Regions from separate parts of the Homo sapiens genome. Here region 1 is linked to region 2. A link is an interaction called in ENCODE POLR2A ChIA-PET data of the cell type or tissue named here. Cell type or tissue: Panc1. All regions are shown on one strand. Each heading gives the region's core, and the rest is flanking DNA. Links, peaks and the distances in the headings are about the cores only.

Evidence for each region. ChIA-PET counts read pairs that join two places held together with the same protein. Peaks named below come from ENCODE experiments on the same cell type or tissue, not always from the same donor. Only the 100,000 strongest peaks of a DNase experiment are listed, where the experiment ranks them.
Region 1: POLR2A ChIA-PET joins it to region 2 with 16 read pairs; 3 of 35 experiments call an interaction of 5 or more read pairs at or near these places.

Annotation. Positions count from the first base shown.
Region 1 is chr12:19,552,994-19,562,953 of GRCh38, reverse strand. LOC101928387 (a long non-coding RNA gene) reads right to left here and starts at 9,910. Exons shown (of 7, transcript XR_007063236.1): 1 at 9,562-9,910; 2 at 4,575-4,608; 3 at 2,447-2,534. In Panc1, for the core only: no CTCF peak of the experiment used is centred there; no DNase peak of the experiment used is centred there.
Region 2 is chr12:19,397,736-19,407,695 of GRCh38, reverse strand. It overlaps a transcript of AEBP2 not described here. Among named protein-coding and RNA genes, the nearest start is that of AEBP2, 37 kb to the left of the region's middle. In Panc1, for the core only: no CTCF peak of the experiment used is centred there; a DNase peak (open chromatin) is centred at 4,493.

The DNA.
Region 1 (9,960 bases), core at 574-8,573, 160 kb before region 2:
TTACATGCAAATGGTAACCCAAAAAGAGTAGGTGTGGCTATATTTTTATCAGACAAAATAGACTTTAAGTCAAATACTGCTGCAAGAGACACACAAATACTGCTACAAGAGACACAGAAGAGTATTATGTAACAATAAAGGCATCATTTCATCAAGTGAATATAATAACTGTAAACACATATGCACCCAACACCACAACACTCAAATATATTAAACAAACATTATCAGAACTGAAGGGAGAAATAGGCAGCAATACAATAACAGTGTAAACAGAGGAATTTCAATACCTCACTTTCAACATTGGATATATTATCCATACCAAAAAAAAAAATCAATAAAGAAATAGCAGACATGACCAACACTATAGACCAACTGAATCTAATAGACATATACAGAACATTCTTTGCAAGGGCACATTGAACATTCTCCAGGATAGGTTACATATTAGGCCACAAAACAAGTCTTAACAAATTTAAGAAGATTGAAATCACATCAAAGGTGCCAATAATAAACAATGAAAAAAGATAGTTTCCTCAATGAATGGTGTTGGGAAACGATATACATATATATATGCAAAAGAATAAAATCAAACTCTTATATTACACCATACACTAAACTGACACAGAAGAGAGGTCTCAGAGGTTCTTCATTCAGGGCTACTATGGGACATTTGTGGGTATCAGTTAAAGGGACACTTCTGGGAGGATTATAGGCATGCTATGTTTTAATATGCAAGGCACAGGCTGGACATCAGCCCCCATTCACTGACGAGGCAGGGTGTTATTTTAGGGTGAACAATTTATGCAGCTGTAAGTAGAAATCCAGCTCTTATGCCACAAGGCATGGCCTGAGTCCAACCATGCTTAAAATTATGTACATTTATTAATTTAATTTCCCCATATCCATTTCATTTTGCAAATTGTACCTTCCTCCTACACTCCATGTGTATCTGTAGTGCTTTTCAATCAAGGGGCCCATGCCTTGGACAAAAAGGAGGTTGTAGGACTCAAGATGGACAAAGTACCTGATCCCTTAATTACAATAATTGGCCAAGGAATAGGCATCTGGTCCCAAAAGTGCCAATAAGTTTCTTTCCTGCAGTGAGATAATTTTCTGCTGATGAGATGCCTGAGCTGTGGTTTTTGTCTAAAGCAGCAGATCACAACTTGATATACAGGAAGCCTACAAAGTTTTTCAAAAGCTTAGGCTAAATGGGTCAAAGACAGTTCAAAATGAAAAAGAGATCTCAAAAAGAAATCAAGCTGAGAATGCTACTCAGATGCAAGCACAAGCCATTTCTTAATGAAAAAGTAAGTGTGACTCAGAAGTTTGACCCACAACTCTGAAGGAAGACCCAAGAGCCACAGGGAACCACTCTAAAGGAGCAAGAATGAGTGAGTATTCCCTCTTCCCAGAGTAAGTAGAAATGGTGACATGTGCCCAGCTTGATTTCAAAACTGCTATAGACCAATAACAGCTACTTGCCTCCTTTCTTACCCCTTTTAAACAGGATTGTCCAGTGTGGTTATCCTACCTCTGTCCCATCTTTATATGCAATGTATATGGCTGTCAGACAACTTGCCACTTTTATTTACAGGGCCCTTTTCCTAAGAAACCACACCAAAGAATCCCAGACACCCTGGGATAAAGAAAGAACTTGTTTTACATAAACAGTATTTGTTGATAAAACTTTTAACATTATTTTGCTATATACATACACATATACTCTCATTCTTTATAACTAATTTTTCTCATGATTGCAAAATAGTTAAATTAGAAAAATGCAAATTGCTTTATTTTCTCCCTTATTAATATAGGTTCTCTTCCTATAATAAATAGAGATGTTAAGATAATCTCTCTAAACATAGCTTATTTGTTCCTTGCAATTATAACTACAGGAAAAATTATTAGAATTATGATTACTGGAGGGAAAAAAATCTACAATTCTGTGGTTCATTATTTATTGCCAAGTCACTTTTGAAAAAGAGTGAAGGGATTTACAGTGCCTCCAGAAAAAGGGAATATTGCCAGTGTCTCCAACATCTTGTCAATATTGAATTCCTCATTTTTGTTTATATCATTCTTAGTTTGGTTTTTTTACCAATTTTTAAATTTTAGATTAATATTTGTAAGTTGTTTTATGGAATCTTTCTCTACTACCATAACCATTGTCCATTTTTCCATTAACTTAATGCTTTCCTTAATATTTTTCTCCATAAATATTTTTATATTAGGTCTTAATCATTTATTACATATATTTGCCATTTTGTTTCTTTTACTTTCGTTGCACAGAAGCCTTACCTGTGCACCTAAAGGAAAAAAGATTCTCACTCACATTAGGATAAGCATATCACTTCTAATTTTTTATGAATTTTCTTTAAATACTTAACACTTATCTAATTACAGACGACTTATTAAAAAGGGGTTAGCATAAATATTAACTAACCTAATTCTCACTGGATCATTCTTTCAACTGTGTTAGAGAAGCATTCTCCAATTTTTGCCCTGTGGATAAGTTCCTAGCTTCAGGACAACTGTATGTAATAGCGAAATGGAAAAGAGAAAGAGAATATTCATGTTACATCATCTCACTGTATTCCTTATGTATCTTTTTATTCCTTATGTATCTTTTGTTCATACACATTTTTCCATCTTTTATTCCTTCTGTACATAATTCTGGGTAATTGTTTCTGACTTACCTTATAATTTACTAATTTCCTCTTCAGCTATAATTAATTTGTTACTAAATCCATCGATTAAGTTCTTAATTTCGGTTATTTTTTTATTTCTAGATTTTCTATTTTGTTCTTTTTAAATATTTTTCAGCTTTCTGTCAAAGTTCTTGAATTGTCTTTTACTTATTTAGCATAATTACCATAGTTTTAAATATGTATATTAAATATGTACATCCATTATATGAATCCCCTGTGAGCCCAGTGATATTGTCTATTGCTTCTCTTGTTTCTCACTCACATTGTCTTGCCTTCTGTGCGTCTACCAGTTATTTGTGATTAAGTGCAAAACATTGTATATGTACAAAACTGCAAAAATTATTTAAGACTTAAAATAATTTTATCTTCCCCCAAAGAAAATTTTACATTTGCCATAGACATAAGGCTATGGACAATAGCAATACCTAATCACATTAATTTATCAGAAATTGAGATTATTAAAACCTGGGCTTCATTCTCTACGAGAACTGTTCCACTTCTGGTTGGACCTTAGTCTTCCTGTGTAGCTCTTTAGGCTCTAACTCAAAGCTTCCGGGGGCATCCCCCTCAGTGGATCTGGACTGCAATTTGTGTCCCACCACCCTCACAAGAGAGTCCATTCTCTGTTTAGCCTCTCAGCTGTCCCTTCTGGAATCCACTGATGCTTTCAGGGAAAAAATATTTCCCAATGTTGCAATGTTGGGTTCAGCTCTTTGAATTTCCTTTTCCTGAATCTTGGTCCCATAATTCCTTTACTGCCTCATTAGCTCTCCATTGCTATCCAGCATACTTTCTTTTCCTTTTTTTTTTTTTTTTTTTAGACAGAGTCTCACTCCATTACTCAGGCTGGAGTGCAGTGGCGTGATCTGGGCTCACTGCAACCTCCACGTCTTGGGTTCAGCCGATTCTCATGCCTCTGTCTCCTGAGTAGCTGGAAATACAGGCATGCACCACCATACCCAGCTAATTTTTGTATTTTTAGTAGACATGGGGTTTCGCCATGTTGGCCAGGCTGGTCTGGAACTCTTGACCTCAAGTGATCTGCCTGCCTTAGCCTCCCAAAGTGCTGAGATTAACAAGTGTGAGCAACCAGGCCCAGCCAAGCATACTTTCTTTTCACTCTGTCTAGTTTTCTAGTTATTCTCAAAAAAATAAACTATCTGGTATTACTGAAAGGGGTACCAATAAACTTTTCCTCATTATCTTGATTTATTTATTTAATAAAGTTTAATTTCATGTTGGATTTTCTCTTAATTTTAGTGCTGCAATCTTTTGTTCCCCTTCTATTGCCAGGATTAATATTATGTATGAAAGTAAGGCCTTTTCTACCTTGAGCTATGTTTTTCTCAAGATTCTCTATGTTTCCTGTCTCATTAGTAATAGGTTTCATAAGCTTTGTGAGTTTAAATTGTAAGTTCTCATTGTTTTGGGCGGAGGGGGAGGCAAGAGGGCCTGAGCTCTTGTTTTTGTAGTCTTTTTCAGCTACAAATTTTTCATTGATTGGCACACACATTTTTAGCATGGATAAAGAAACTGTGGTGTATATATATATACACAATGGAATACTACTCAACCATAAAAAGGAACAAATTAACAGCATTCATAGCAACCTGGATAGATTGGAGACTATTAATCTAAGTGAAGTAACTCGGGAATGGAAAACTAAACATCATACATTCTCACTCACAAGTGAGAGCTAAGTTATGAGGATGCAAAGGTGTAAGAATAACACAGTGAACTTTGGGGACTCAGGAGGAAAGGGTGGAAAGCGGGTGAGGAATAAAAGACTACAAATTGGGTTCAGTGTATACGTTCGGGTGATGGGTGCACCAAAATCTCACAAATCACCACTAAAGAACTTACTCATGTAACCAAATGTCACCTGTTCCCCAAAAACCTGTGGAAATAAAAAAAATTGATAAATAATTAAAAATAAATAAATAGGAAAATCTAGAAGAAATTTATAAATTCCTAGATACTTACAACCTACCATGATTAAACCATGAAGAAACCCAAAACCTGAACAGACCAATAACGAGTAATGAGATTGAAGCAATTCATAATAAAAGGTCTCTCAGCAAAGAAAAGACCTGGGCCCGATGGCTTCACTACTGAATTTTACCAAACATTTAAAGAAGAATTAACATCGGAGTAGGGCAGAGGATTGGTGAGGGACAGGGAGGGGAGAAAAAAAAAAGAAGAATTAACTTCAATCCTACTCAAACTATTCCAAAAAATAAAGAAGGAAGGAATACTTCCAAGCTCATGCCACAAGGCCAGTATTACCCCGATACCAACACCAGACAATTACACATTTAAAAGGAAAACTATAGGTCAATATCCCTGATATTGATGTGAAAATCGTCAACAAAATACTAATTCAACAACACATTCAAAAGACCATTCATCATGAACAAGTGTGATTTACTCCAGAGATTCAAGGATAGTTCAACATATAGAAATCAATCAATGGGATATATCATATCAACAGATTGAAAGACAAAAACCATGTGATTACTTTCAACTGATGTTGAAAAAGCATTTGATAAAATTCAACATCCCGTCATGATAAAACCCTCAAATAACTGGATATAGAAGGAACATATCTCAACATAATAAAAGCCATATATGACAGACCCACAGCTATTATCATATTGAATGGGGAAAGACTGAAAGCCTTTTCTCTAAGATCTGGAACATGACAAGGATGCCCACTTTCACCTCTGTTATTCGACATAGCACTGGAGGTATCAGACAAGAGAAATAAATAAAGATCATCCAAATTGAACGGAAGAAGTCAAATTACCCTTGTTTGCAGATGATATGACCTTATATTTGGAAAAACCTAAAGACTCAACCAAAAAACTATTAAATAAATTCAATAAAGTTACAGGAAACAAAATCAACATACCAAAATCGGTAGCATTTCTATATGCCAATAGTGAAATCTGAAAAAGAAATCAAGAAAGTAATCCCATTTACAATAGCCACAAATAAAATTAAATACTTAGGAATTAACCAAAGAAATGAAAGATCTCTATAATGAAAACTATAAAACACTGATGCAAGAAATTGAAGAGGACATCAAAAAATGTAAAGATATTCCATCTTCATAGATTGGAAGAATCAATATTGTTAAAAAGTCCACACTACCCAAGCAATCTACAGACTCAATGCAATCTCTATCAAAATACCAATGACGTTCTTCACAGAAAAAGAAAAAAACAATCCCAAATTTCAACGTGGGAAACATGGTAAAACCTCCTTTCTACTAAAAAAAAATTACAAAAATTAGCTGGGTATGGTGGCACAGGCCTGTAGTCCCAGCTATTTGGAAGGCTGAGGTGGGAGGATCACCTGAGCCCAGGAGGCAGAGGTTGCAGTGAGCCGAGATCATGCCACTGCACTCCAGCCTGGGTGACAGAGTGAGTCCCAGTCTCAAAAAGAGGGAAAAAAAGGTAAAACAATCCTAAAATTTATATGGAACCACAAAAAAAAAAAGACCAACAAAAACAAACAAAAAAAAACAGAAAATTTTAAGCAAAAAGAATAAAACTGGAAGAATCACATTACCTGACTTCTATAGAGCTATAGTAACCAAAACAGCATTGTACTGGCATAAAAACAGACAGACACATAGACCAGTAGGACAGAACAGCGAACCCCAAAACAAATCCGTACGTCTACAGTGAACTCATTTTTGACAAAGTGCCAAGAACAAACACTGGGGAAGTGGCAGTCTCCTCAATAAATGGTGCAGGGAAAACTGGATTTTTATACCCAAAAGAATGAAATTAGGCCCCTATCTTTCTCCATATACAAAAATCAAATCAAAGTGGATTAAAGACTGAAATCTAAGATCTCAAACTATGAAACTACTAAAAGAAAATATTTTAAATACTATTATGTATAATAATAATAACAATAAAGAGAGAGAGAACATTGGGAAACTCTCCAGGACATCAGTCTGGGCAAAGATTTCTTGAATAATACCTCATAAGTACAGGAAACCAAAGCAGAAATGGGCATATGGGATCACATCAAGTTAGAAAGCTTCTGCACAGCAAAGGAAACAATCAACAAAAAGTGAAGAGACAACCCACAGAATAGAAGAAAATATTTTCAACTACTCACGTGACAAGGGATCAATATCCAGAATATATAAGGAGCTCTAACAACTCTATAAGAAAAAATCTAATAATCCGATTAAAAATTGGCAAAATATCAGAATCAACATTTCTCAAAAGACATACAAAAGGCATACAGATACATGAAAAAGTGCTCAACATCATTATCACCAGATAATGCAAATCAAAACTACGATGAGATATCATCTCACTCCAGTTAAAATGGCTTTTATCCAAAAGACAGGCAATCGCAAATGCTGGCAAAGATGTGGAGAAAAGAGAACCCTTGTACACAGGTGGTGGGAAGGTAAATTAGTATAATCACTGGGGAGAACAGTTCGGAGGCTCCTCAAAAAACTAAAAATAGAGCTACCATATGATCCAGCAATCCCACTGCTAGTTTTCTATCCAAAGGAAAGGAAATTCCAGTCGGGCGCAGTGGCTCATGCCTCTAATCCCACCACTGTAGGAGACCAAGGCAGGAGAATCGCTTGAGCTCGGGAGTTCAATACCAGTCTGAGCAACATGCCAAAACCTCATCTCTACAAAAAATATAAAAATTAGCTGGGCATGGTGCTGCGCACCTATAATCCCATCTACTTGGGAGGCTGAGGCAGGAGGATTGCATGAGCCCATAAGGTTGAGGCCTGAGTGAACCATGATCACACCACTGCACTCCAGGAGCCTAGGCAGTGGAGCAAGATGCTGTCTCAAAAAAAAAGCAAATCAGTATATCAAAGAGAGATCTGCATTTGCATGTTTACTGCAGCACTATTCACAAGATTTGGAAACAACCAAAGTGTCTGTGAACAGATGAATGGATAAAGAAAATATGGTACTTATACACAATGGTGTACTATTCTGCCATAAAATAAGAACAAGATACTGTCATTTGCAACAGTGTGGATGGAACTGGAGGTCATTATGTTAAGTGAAATAAGCCAGATACAGAAAGACAAACTTTGCCTTCTCACTTATTTGTGGAAGCTAAAAATTAAAACAATTAAACTCATGGAGATACAGAGTAGAACAGGGTAAATGATGGTTACCAGAGGCTAGGAAGGGTAGTGGGGGAGACTGGGGAGGAAGTGGGAATGGTTAGTAGGTACAAAAAAATAGAAAGAATGAATAAGATCTAGTATTTATTATAGCACAACAGGGTGACTGTAGTCAATAATTTAACTGTACATTTAAAAATAACTAAAGCGTATAATTGGATTGTTTATAACACAAACAAGAAATGTATTGAAGTGATAGATACCTCATTTACATAATCATAATAATGTGATCATTATGCATTGTATGCCTTTATCAAACTATCTCATGTACCCCATACATATGTACCTACTATGTATTCACAAAAATTTAAATTTAAAAAATTTTTAAAAGGCCAGGTGCAGTGGCTCACACCTGTAATCCTAACACTTTGGGAGGCTGAGGCAGGAGCACTGCTTGAGCCCAAGAGTTTGAGACCAGCCTGGGCGACATAGCAAGATCCTGGGTTTTTTCGTTTGTTTTTTGTTTTGGGGTTTTTTTCAAGACGTAATCTTGCTCTGTCACCCAGGCTGGAGTGCAGTGGCATGATCTTGGCTCACTGCAACCTCTGCCTCTCGGGTTTAAGCAATTATCCTGACTCAGCCTCCAGAGTAGCTGGGATTACAGGCATACGCCACCACGCCCAGCTAATTTTTTTTTTTTTTTTTTTTTTTTTTTTGGTATTTTTAGTGGAAACAGGATTTCACCATGTTGGCCAGGCTGGTCTCAAACTCCTGACCTCGTGACCCGCCCGCTTTGGCCTCCCAAAGTGCTGGGATTACAGGTGTGAGCCACCGTGCCCAGCCAGCAAGACCCTGTTTCTACAAAAAATTTAAAAATTAGCCAGGCATGGTGGCACCTGCCTGTAAGTGCCAGCTACTTGGGACTGCAGTGAGCTGCAGTCATGCCACTACACTCCAGTGAGGTCAAGGCTGCAATGAGCTGCAGTCGTGCCACTGCATTTCAGCCTGGGTGACAGAGCAAGACCCTGTCTCAAAAACAAAAAACAAAAAAAAATTTTTTTAATCAAAGGTTATGGCTCAGGCTTCCTGACATAAGTAAAGGAGGACACAGCTAAATTAGAAGGCTTTCATTTTTGCCAAGGTGTTTGGGGTGAAGCAAAGAAACACAGACAGACTTGCCATTCACTGCCCAATAAAACAAACCAAGGAAAGACCACAAAAGGAAATGCTCCCTCCTCAGGCTATGGCAAATGTCAATCATGTCAGCCCTTGGGAATTTAGAATTGGGACCCGCGTGAGGGAAAAGGAGAAAATCTTAAGGAGCCATGTCTGCACTGGTATTATTGTGAACTGAAACTGACATAGCAATTGCAAGATTGGACTGAGGAAAAGAAAAGGATGAGATTGATTAGATCAAGCTGCCTAACATTAGACAGGCTGAGAGTTTAGTCTGGTCAGAAATCAGCCATTACATATTTTAACTATTTTTAAGTGTCATTAAAAACACCAACTTTGAACACATTGCAGACCACCAACGTGTTAATTTCCATGCCAGCTTCTTCATGTTTTTGCAGACCTTGACATATAGCTGCTTTAGCCATCTCTGGCATATATATAATGTATTGAGTAGGTAATAATTCTGCACAAGGCTTTTTCTTTTCTTTTTTTTAAATTCAGACTTGCACATGGCCTCTCCCATAAAATTATACAGGGGAATAGACTTACCATAGCACACATTAATCAAATTCATCAAATGCCAGACGAGGCTGAAGTGCTTCTGCTCAGCAGTTGCTCTTGTCAGAAAGCCAAAGAAGGCTGTACAGCAATAAGCACACAAGTAACACATGTCATGGTAATTATTCGAGATTAAGGCTTATTGTAAGTTTTGGACACTTTTTGTTTAGATTTTTACATTTTTTTTTTCTAGTGAGATAAAGTAATCACCTGTAAAAGCAGAAATGAATCATTGGTGTAAAAATTAAACTTGGCTGGGCACGGTGGCTCACGCCTGTAATCTCAGCACTTTGGGAGGCCGAGGTGGGCAGATCACCTGAGGTCGGGAGTTTGAGACCAGCCTGGTCAATATGGTGAAACCCCGTCTCTACTTAAAATACAAAATTAGCT
Region 2 (9,960 bases), core at 925-8,924:
AGGCCAAGACAGAAGGATTGCTTGAGCCCAGGAGTTCAGGACCAGCCTGGGCAACATAGTAAGACCCTGTCTCTAAAAAGAAAAAAGAGATGGAGGCTGGGCGTAGTGGCTCACGCCTGTAATACCAGCACTTTGGGAGGCCAAGGCAGTCAGATCATGAGGTCAGGAGTTCAAGACCTGCCTGGCCAACATGGTGAAACCCCGTCTCTACTAAAAATACAGAAATTAACTGGGCATGGTGGCGTGCGCCTGTAATCCCAGCTACTTGGGAGGCTGAGGCAGGAGAATTGCTTGAGCTGGGACCTGGGAGGTGGAGGTTGCAGTGAGCCAAGATTGCGCCCGGGCTACAGACCCAGACTCCATCTCAAAAGAAAAAAAAAAGAAAAAAGAAAAAAGAGATGGGGTCTTTCTGTGTCACCCGAGCTGAAGTGCAGCGGTACCAATAGCTTACTGCAACCTTGCGTTGAACTTCTGGGCTCAAATAATCTTCCCACCTTAGCCTCCGGAGTAGCTGGGACTACAGGTGTGCACCATGCCAGGCTAATTCTTTTTTGTTGTTAGAGATGGGGTTTCGCTATGTTGTTCATAATGTTCTCAAATTATTGGGCTTGAGTAATCTTCCTGTCTCAGCCTCCTGAGTAGCCGAGATTACAAGTGTGAGACACCATGCCCAATCTTTACATTTTTTTAAACGTAAAAAATTTCTTTGACAGAGGAGCAAAGGTAATACAATAGAGAAAAGATAGTCTTTTCAACAAATGTTGTTGAACAACTGGACATCCACATGCAAAATATGAAACTAGACAGACCTTACATCCTTCACAAAAATTAGTTCAAAATGGATCACAGACCTAAATGTAAAACGCAAAACTATAAAGCTCACAGAAGATAACATAGGAGAAAATCCAGATGATCTTGAATTTGGTGATCACTTTTTAGATAGAACACCAAAGGCAAGATCCGTGAGAGAAATAATTGATAAAATAGACCTCAGTAAAATTTTTTTTTTTTTTTGAGACAGAGTTTCGCTCTTGCTGCCCAGGCTGGAGTGCAATGGCGCAATCTCAGCTCACTGCAACCTCCGCCTCCTGGGTTCAAGCGAATTCTCCTGTCTCAGCCTCCAGAGTAAGCTGGGATTACAGGTGCATGCCACCACGTTCGGCTATTTTCTGTATTTTTAGTAGAGACGGGGTTTCATCATATTGGTCAGGCTGATCTCGAACTCCTGACCTCAGGTAATCCACCCACCTGGGCCTCCCAAAGTGTGCGTCTATTTATCTGAAGATTGTTAGTGCAGTTAAACTATTTTGTATGATAATATAATCATGATGCATGTCATTATACATTTTTGTAAACCCACAGAATGTATGATGCCAAGAGTGAGCCCTAATGTAAACTATGGACTTTGGGTGATAATGATGTATCAATGTAGGCTGGGTGTGGTGGCTCATGCCTATAATCCCAGCACTTTGGGAGCCCTAGGCAGTGGATCACTTGAGGTCAGAAGTTCGAGACTAGCCTGGCCAATATGGTGAAACCCCATCTCTACTAAAAATGCAAAAATTAGCCAGGCGTGGTGGCAGGCTCCTGTAATCCCAGCTACTTGGGAGGCTAAAGCAGGAGAGTCCTTTGACTCGGGAGGCAGAGGTTGCAGTGAGCCAAGATTGCACCACTGCACTCCAGCCTGGAGTGAGACTCCGTCTCAAAAAAGAAAAAAAAAAAAAAAACTGGCCAGGCATGGTGGTGCACATCTGTAGTCCCAGCTACTCCGGAGGCTGACACAGGAGAATCACTTGAACTCGGGAGGTGGAGGTTGCAGTGAGCTGAGATGGCCCACTGTACTCCAGCCTGGGGACACAGACTCCATCTCAAAAAAAAAGATAAAGTATCAATGTAGGTTTATAGGTTCATTGATTTTAATAAATGTATCCTCTGGTGAGGGATGTTCATAATGGGGGTGTGAGACGAAGCAGGAACCCCTGTTAGGGGCCTGCCAGTCCTCCCACCTCTCTACCATCCTGCCACAAGCATGAAAATAGAGGAAAATCTTGAATTTCTTTAAGAACAAATCCAGCCGGGCGCAGTGGATCACGCCTGTAATCCCAGGACTTTGGGAGGGTGAGGTGGGCGGATCACGAGGTCAAGAGATGGAGACCATCCTGACCAACATGGTGAAACCCTGTCTGTACTAAAAATACAAAAATTAGCTGGGTATGGTGGTACATGCCTGTCAGTCCCAGCTACTCAGGAGGCTGAGGCAGGAGAATTGCTTGAAATCGGAGTCAGAGGTTGCAGTGAGCCGAGATCGCGCCACTGCACTCCAGCCTGGCGACAGAGCGAGACTCCGTCTCAAAAAAAAAAATAAGTAAATAAAATAAAAATAACAATTCCAGATACCTAGCTAGTGCTGAGAAGTAAATAAGCAATTTGATAAGCAAGAAGGTAATAGTAGCCTAAAACGATAGCCAACTGGGCGAGGTGGCTCACGCCTGTAACCCCAGCACTTTGGGAGGACGAGTCGGACAGATCACTTGAGTTCCAGAACAGCCTTGGCAACATGGTGAAACCCCATCTCTACTAAAAAGGCAAAAAATTAGCTGGGCGTGGTGGGGCATGCCTGTAGTCCCAGCTACTCAGGAGGCTTGAGGCAGGAGAATCACTTGAACCCTGGAGGCAGAGGTTGCAGTGAGTCCAGATCTCGCCACTGCACTCCAGCCTGGGCAACACAGTGAGACCTTGTCTGAAAAAAAAAAAAAAAAAAAAAAGAGTAGCCAAGGAAGTTGGAATCACGAGATGTTTGGTTCCCTATAGAAACTAAAAATAATATCGTAACATATGGCCCTGCGTTTCATAAACATGGATCCCTAACAAATGGATCCACTGCCACATAGACCTCAGATAAGGGAGAACTGAGAACTCAACTCTCCCGCATTCTTTGTTCTAAATTTCTTCCTGAGGAGCCTGGAGAAAGCCACACCCACGAGCCAGACCCAACGTTCTTTTCTGCGGAACCCAGTCTTTATAAATGCTTCCCTTCCTTAACCAGTTGTAAATCAGAAAATCTTTGAAACCTTGTTTTTCCAATATGGCGGATAGGAGCCGGTGTTAGCGTGCCTCTCCCACTTGGAAAGACAGAATAGTGTGTAGAGATTCACACTGTGAACATTTTTCCGAGAAGCAACACAGGAACTTAACAGAAAACCACAGACCCTTTGAAAGAAGCAGTGGGTAGCACCCTACACTGTGAAGTAGAAAACTGTTGAGTTTTCAGAGCCTGAGAGGAAGCGCGATGGCCGCCATGCCACACACGCCCTAAAAGAGCTGGGCAACCCAGGCCACAGGGGAAGGCCTTAACCCTACCCAGCTGTTGCTGATTTAGTGAGTGATGGGGAATGTGTGAGAAAGAGTGGCTCTGGGAAGTGCTCTGCACGCACTCCCAGACTCACGCAGGGACAGAGGGAAGCCATTCCTGATCCTACCTCACAAAGGACCGCTGGGAAGTCGGCCAGCTAACTCAGGCGATGGTCACAGGTTAAGAGAAGCTCCCAAGTGAGATCTGCGATATAATCACCTTGACTGGGGACGATCTCCGTTGTCCAGAACCGAGGGTCGAGCGGGAAGTGCGGCGAAGGAGCTGGTTGCCCTTGCTTTACAGGTGGACGCTGGGAGGGGCGTGGCCTGAAAGCCAGGGTTGCTATCTCTCTAGGAAGGCTTATGGCCTGGAGCTTTTTTTTTGAAACGGAGTCTCCTTCTGTCGCCCAGGCTGGAGTGCAGTACCGTGATCTTGGCTCATTTCAACCTCCGCCTCCCGGGTTCACGCCATTCTCCTGCCTCAGCCTCCAAGTAGCTGGGACTACAGCGCCAGCCACCACGCCTGGCTAATTTTTAGTATTTTTAGTAGAGACGGGGTTTCACCGTGTTAGCCAGGATAGTCTCGATCTCCTGACCCGTGAACCGCCTGCCTTGGCCTCCCAAAGTGCTGGGATTACAGGCGTGAGCCACCGCGCCCCGCCGGCCTGGAGCATTTTTGAGTTCTGAGTGCAGGCTGCCTGGAACCTACCTAACTGTTGCTAGTGGAACACTGCGGGTGGGAGCTGTTTGGGGCTTACTGCCGCCTGCTACCCTCGGTTCCCCATGCAGATTCTTTCGTGCAGCAGAGGCAGCTGTGCTTTTCCCTGGAACATTACTCCAGCAGCCAGGAAACTTCCCTCTGATCCCCACTAAGGCCACTGCTTGTGCCTACATCTGGGGAGCCGGAGGGTGGACTTGCCTGACCCAGCCCCCACCTGGTTTTGCCAATCCACCCGCACAGATAGTGTAACACAAGGGACTGGGACATTTAGGAGTGGAGCTCCATGGCCCTACCCATGGTCTGAGAGGCCAGAGTACTTCTCCTGGGTGACATAAGGCAAGCACAAATTCCATTGCTACCACCACAGCTGGCGCTTTTTGCAAGCACCAATTCCTGGCTGGAGGCCAACCAGTGCAGCCCAGTACATTTGCAGACACAATAACGCAGTGTTCAGGAAGGAGAAAACTTGAGTGACCTCAGCTATTGCCACTGCCTGCATCACCTTGGCTAACTAGGAGGTCTTGAGTCTGTCCACATGCCCAGTACATTACTACGACAGCTGGCATTTGAGGAGGCCAACACACTAAGCCATTTGTAACCAAGGAAATCTCAGAGTCTGTGTCACTCTCCTCCTGACCCCATCAGAGCTGGTGCTGGTACCTGCTGCTGGGAGACTTGAGGACAGGTCACATCTCTGGATCCCTTGCAGACATTCCCCAGCACCAATCTGGAGTGTGACAGCCCCACTGAGCAGCTAGACCCAGAGGAGCAGTATTCACAGTAGTCTGGCCCTCAGGGACTGCTACTCCTAGGGGAAAGGGAAGTGTACTACCTTAAGGGAGCACCCTCTGGGACAAAAGAAACCAGGCTGCAGGACTTGAGTTCCTAGTATTTCCACTTGTGGGAAGTTTCTTTCAGCAAAGCCACAGGTTCAGTGGTAGGCTCAGTGAGGAAAGTCTGTGGCCCTACCCCAATAGTCAAGCATCCCTGGCACTCATGAAGGGTCTTGGAGAAGAGAACTTCTCCTCTCCCTTTCCCACCACTGCAGACATAGCTGGACCTTCCCCCATGAGAACTTGGCATAGGTGCATTCGTAGACAACCTTTCTGGAACACTATAGGGTGACTGCAACCCCACAGGAGGAGTGCCATCCAGGTTCAGGCTTGCATGAGAGGGAGAGTCGCAGTCCCTCTCTATGTGGAACAACAGCATTCCTGCAGATGAACAGAGGTGCTTGTCTCACCAGAACAGTCGGAATGCTGGGTCAGAAGTGTAACTAGGAGGTAGATCCGCTTCCTGCTGACCTGGCAAGGGAGCTGAGGTGGCTCCCTCTCTTCCCCCTGAAAAGACAGTGCGTTTCGCTGAGAGCCTCCTCAGCTGCCTCTGTCAAGAGTGGGGCCTCTGCCAATCATTGGGGTATTGCATTTACCCACCTGCTTTAGCTGCAGCCAGTTTCTACCCATGGGTAACTCCTACTGGCTTGAAGCCTGAACTGTTCAACCCAGTGAATAAAATACTGGGGGAAAAACTTCTTTAAGTGTGCACATTGGGGAATGAGGTAAGCTTCGTGAGACCTCTGCTATTCCAGCCCCACAAGAGACAGTGAAACAATGTACACAGCCTGTACCTTGCTACTACAACCAGCATCTGAGGAAGCCATTGCACAAAGATTCTCTTTAACCAAGGAGCACATACAGAATCTGCATCACTGAAAGCACCCGGAGCCAAAGGTAGCTGACAGTAAACTGTAAGTATTAAAGTGACATCCTCAAGGGGGAAATAAAAATAAAATTTAAAAACTTGGCTGGGCACAGTTGTTCATACTTGTAATCCCAACACTTTAGGAGGCTGAGGCAGGTGGATCACTTGACCCCAGTAATTTGAGATGAGTCTTGGCAACATGGCAAGACCTCATCTTGAAAATAGAAAAACAAACAAACAAACAAAAACACAACAACAGGCCGGGCATGGTGGCTCATGTCTGTAATCCTAGCACTTTGGGAGGCCGAGGCGGGAGATCACCTGAGGTCGGGAGTTTGAGACCAGCCTGGCTAATATAGTGAAACCTCATCTCTACTAAAAATACAAAAATTAACTGGGCTTGGTGGCACCCTCCTGTAGTCCCAGCTACTTGGAAGGCTGAGGCAGGAGAATCGCTTGAACCCGGGAAGCGGAGGTTGCAGTGAGCCAAGATCGTGCCACTGTACTCCAGCCTGGGTAACAGCGAGACTCTGTCTCAAAAAAACAAACAAACCAAAATAAAAAAAATTAGCCTGGCATGGTGGCAGTCTCCTGTAGTCCCAGCTACTTGGGAGACTGAGGCAGGAAAATCGTTTGAACCTGGGAGGTGGAGTTTGCAGTGAGCTGAGATCGTGCCATTGCCATTGCACTCCAGCCTGGGTGACAAAGCAAGACTCTGTCTCAAACAAAACAAAACAAAACAAAACAAAACAAAACCAAAAACACAGTTGGACGCAGTGGCTCAGGCATGTCATCTCAGTGTAATCTCGGCACTTCAGGAGGCAGAGGCAGGCAGACACTTGATCCCAGTAGTTGAGACATGCCTGGGCAACATGGAGAAACCCTGACTCTACAAAAAACACAAAACGTAACGAGGCATGGGGATGCACACTTGTAGTCCCAGCTACTCAGGAGGCTAAGACAGGAGGATTGTTTGAGACTGGGAGGCAGAGGTTGAGGTGAGCTGAGATCATGCCATTTTGAGACAGAGGCCCTGTCTCAAATAAATAAATAAATAATAAATAAATAAAAGTCAGTCAAATAAAAAATAAATTCAAAAATAATTAAAAGAAATAGTTGAAGGCCAGGCGCAGTGGCTCAAGCCTGTAATTCCAGCACTTTGGGAGGCCAAGGAGAGCGGATCACGAGGTCAGGAGTTCAAGACCAGCCTGACTAACATGGTGAAACCCTGTCTCTACCAAAAATTTAAAAATTGGCCAGTGGGGTGGTGCGCACCTGTAATCCCAGCTACTCGGGAAGCTGAGGCAGAAGATATGCTTGAACCCGGGAGGCAGAGGTTGCAGTGAGCCAAGATTGCGCCACTGCACTCTGGGCAACAGAGCGAGACTCCATCTCAAAAAAGAAAAAAAAAAAATAGGCCAGGCGCGGTGGCTCACGCCTGAAATCCCAGCACTTTGGGCAGCCGAGGTGAGTGGATCACCTGAGGGCAGGTGTTTGAGACCAGCCTGGCCTACATGGTGAAACCCCATCTCTACTAAAAATCCAAAAAAAAGTTAGTTGGGTGTGGTGGTAGGTGCCTGTAATCCCAGCTACTTGGGAGGCTGAGGCAGGAGAATCAATTGAACTCGGGAGGCGGAGGTTGCCGTGAGCCAAGATTGCGCCACTGCACTCCAGCCTGGGCAACAGAGTGAGACTCTGTCTCAAAACACACACACACACACACACACACACACACACACAAAATTAGATTTGGAAATAAAACTTAGGTTTTATCTGTTTGGCTCCAATCAGTATACAAAAAGTCTTCTCTATATTCATATAGCAAGCATAGCATTGGCATATTAGTAAGGCCATAAAGGACTAGGCACTGATTACATCTACAGGTCGATTAGTAAGGAAATCTTAATGAGGGAGTTAGTTAAAAACTTATAAAGAACCATTTCAGGAAGTTTATTAATCTCTACTGATTAAAATGAATCACAACAATTTGTTGCCCTGTATAATTTAGGAAGAAGTAGGCTAGTAGGTCCTTAATGTTTGCCTATGTGTAAGATGAGCCCGAGTCATAATTTAGATCTATAATGCTGGCCTTATTCACTTGAAATGCCCTTAAATATCCTACTAAGAAACCTTCTATTTAATTACTTAAGAACACTTTAACTCCATAAAATTTGAACTGTTGGGACAGGTTGATTCAATTAGGAGTATACGAATAACCAATATAACTATTGTCATAAAATTCTTTAAAATTAATGCAAAGCTACAGGATCTTCCTAAGGTAGGACTGAAACACAAACAAAGCTGTTTTCTTTCTACTGTGTGTTATTAAGTTTAATTGCTTCATTCTCTTGATTGCTTTTGAAAGAGAAGGAATCGGCCGGGTGTGGTGGCTCACACCTATAATCCCAGCACTTTGGGAGGCCGAGGCAGGCGGATTACAAGGTCAGGAGTTTGAGACCAGCCTGGCCAACATGGTGAAACGCCGACTCTACTAAAAATACAAAAAAATTAGCTGGGTGTGGTGGCACATGCCTGTAATCCCAGCTACTCAGGAGGCTGAGGCAGGAGAATCACTTGAACCTGGGAGGCAGAGGTTGCGATGAGCCAAGATTGCGCCATTGCACTCCAGCCTGGGCAACAAGAGCAAAACTCCGTCTCAAAAAAAAAAAAAGAAGAAGAAGAAGGAATCAATCAAGCTTTCACCAAAAGCTGATGCCATTGCATTACGTATGAAGTTGGCAAGGGAAGACAGACTTGTGACCTAAAAGGAAATCAGGATTTAAAGCATTTACAAATGTGAGGCTCTTCTGTGTCCAAGTCTCCTTTGGTAAGAGACATACTGCATTTGACCATTAACTTCCATGCTATTCACTTAACATAAGTTTCTCAAGTTTATGTTTTAGGATAGGGCAGTCCCTTGAATATCAAGATGATACTACTGATCTGACATTACAAATATATAAAGACACACTTTCCCCAGGAGTGTTGAAAATGTCCTGTCTACATCACCTCCTTAAAATCCCTTGGGAATAACAGCACTTTTGCGATGACAAATTGGAAGTAGGGATGTTGATGATGGAAGAAATGTTGCCTGTATTTGAATCTCCTGGCCCCCCGGGGGGGGTAAGCTCCTGGCCTCATTGACATCAGAGTCCAACAAGCTGAGTGAATTGGTACATACTCTACTTAAAGGCAATTATTTCACAGCTGAATGTTTGGTTGTTTTCTTTATGTTGCTGCTTTGTTTTTTGTTTGTTTTTGTGACAGAGTATTGCTCTGTCACCTAGGCTGCTATGCAGTGGCCCCATGCCCTGCTCACTGTAGCCTTGACCTCCTGAGCTCAAGTGATCTTTTCTCTTCAGCCTCCTGGGTAGCTGCAACTACAGGTGTGAGCCACCACACCCAGCTAATTTTTGAAATATTTTTAGAGATGGGGTCTCCCTGTGTTTCCCTTGAACTCCCTATGTTGGTCTTGAACTCCTGGGCTCAAACAATTCTCTCTCCTTAGCCTCCCAAAGTGCTGGGATTAGAGGGGGGAGCCACTGTGCCAGGCCACATCTCAATGTTTTAAGTGAGACACATGGTGCAGGGGAAAAAAAAATCCCTGTCTCTCTCCCCTAATTTTTTTTTTTTTTTTTTTTTGAGATGGTGTCTCACTCTGTCGCTCAGGCTGACACCATCTGGGCTCACTGCAACCTCTGCCTCCTGGGCCCAAGTGATCCTCCCGCCTCCTACATCAGCCTCCCGAGTAGCTGGTACTACAGGTGCACACCACCACACCTAGCTATATATATATACATATATATATATATACACACACACACACACACACACACACACATATTTTTGTATTTTTAGTAGAAACGGAAACAGGGGTCTCACCATGTTGCCAAGGCTTGTCTTGAACTCTTGAGTTGAAGAGATCCACCCGCCTTGGCCTCCCCAACTGCTGCAATTATAGGCATGAGACTCGCTGCTGGCCTCCTCTAATTTTCTAATCTGTCTGCACATTTATGGGTCATTGCCTAATTATAACTGGAGGTCACCACTGGGACCTGCTGAACAGTCCCAGAGTTTAGAGCCAAGTTACAACCTGTTATCCTTCAGCACAGCTCCAGAGCAAGTTCTCAGATGGAAAACTTTCTCATCCAACCTGCCAGCAAGATGGCTTCATGATGTGTCATTTG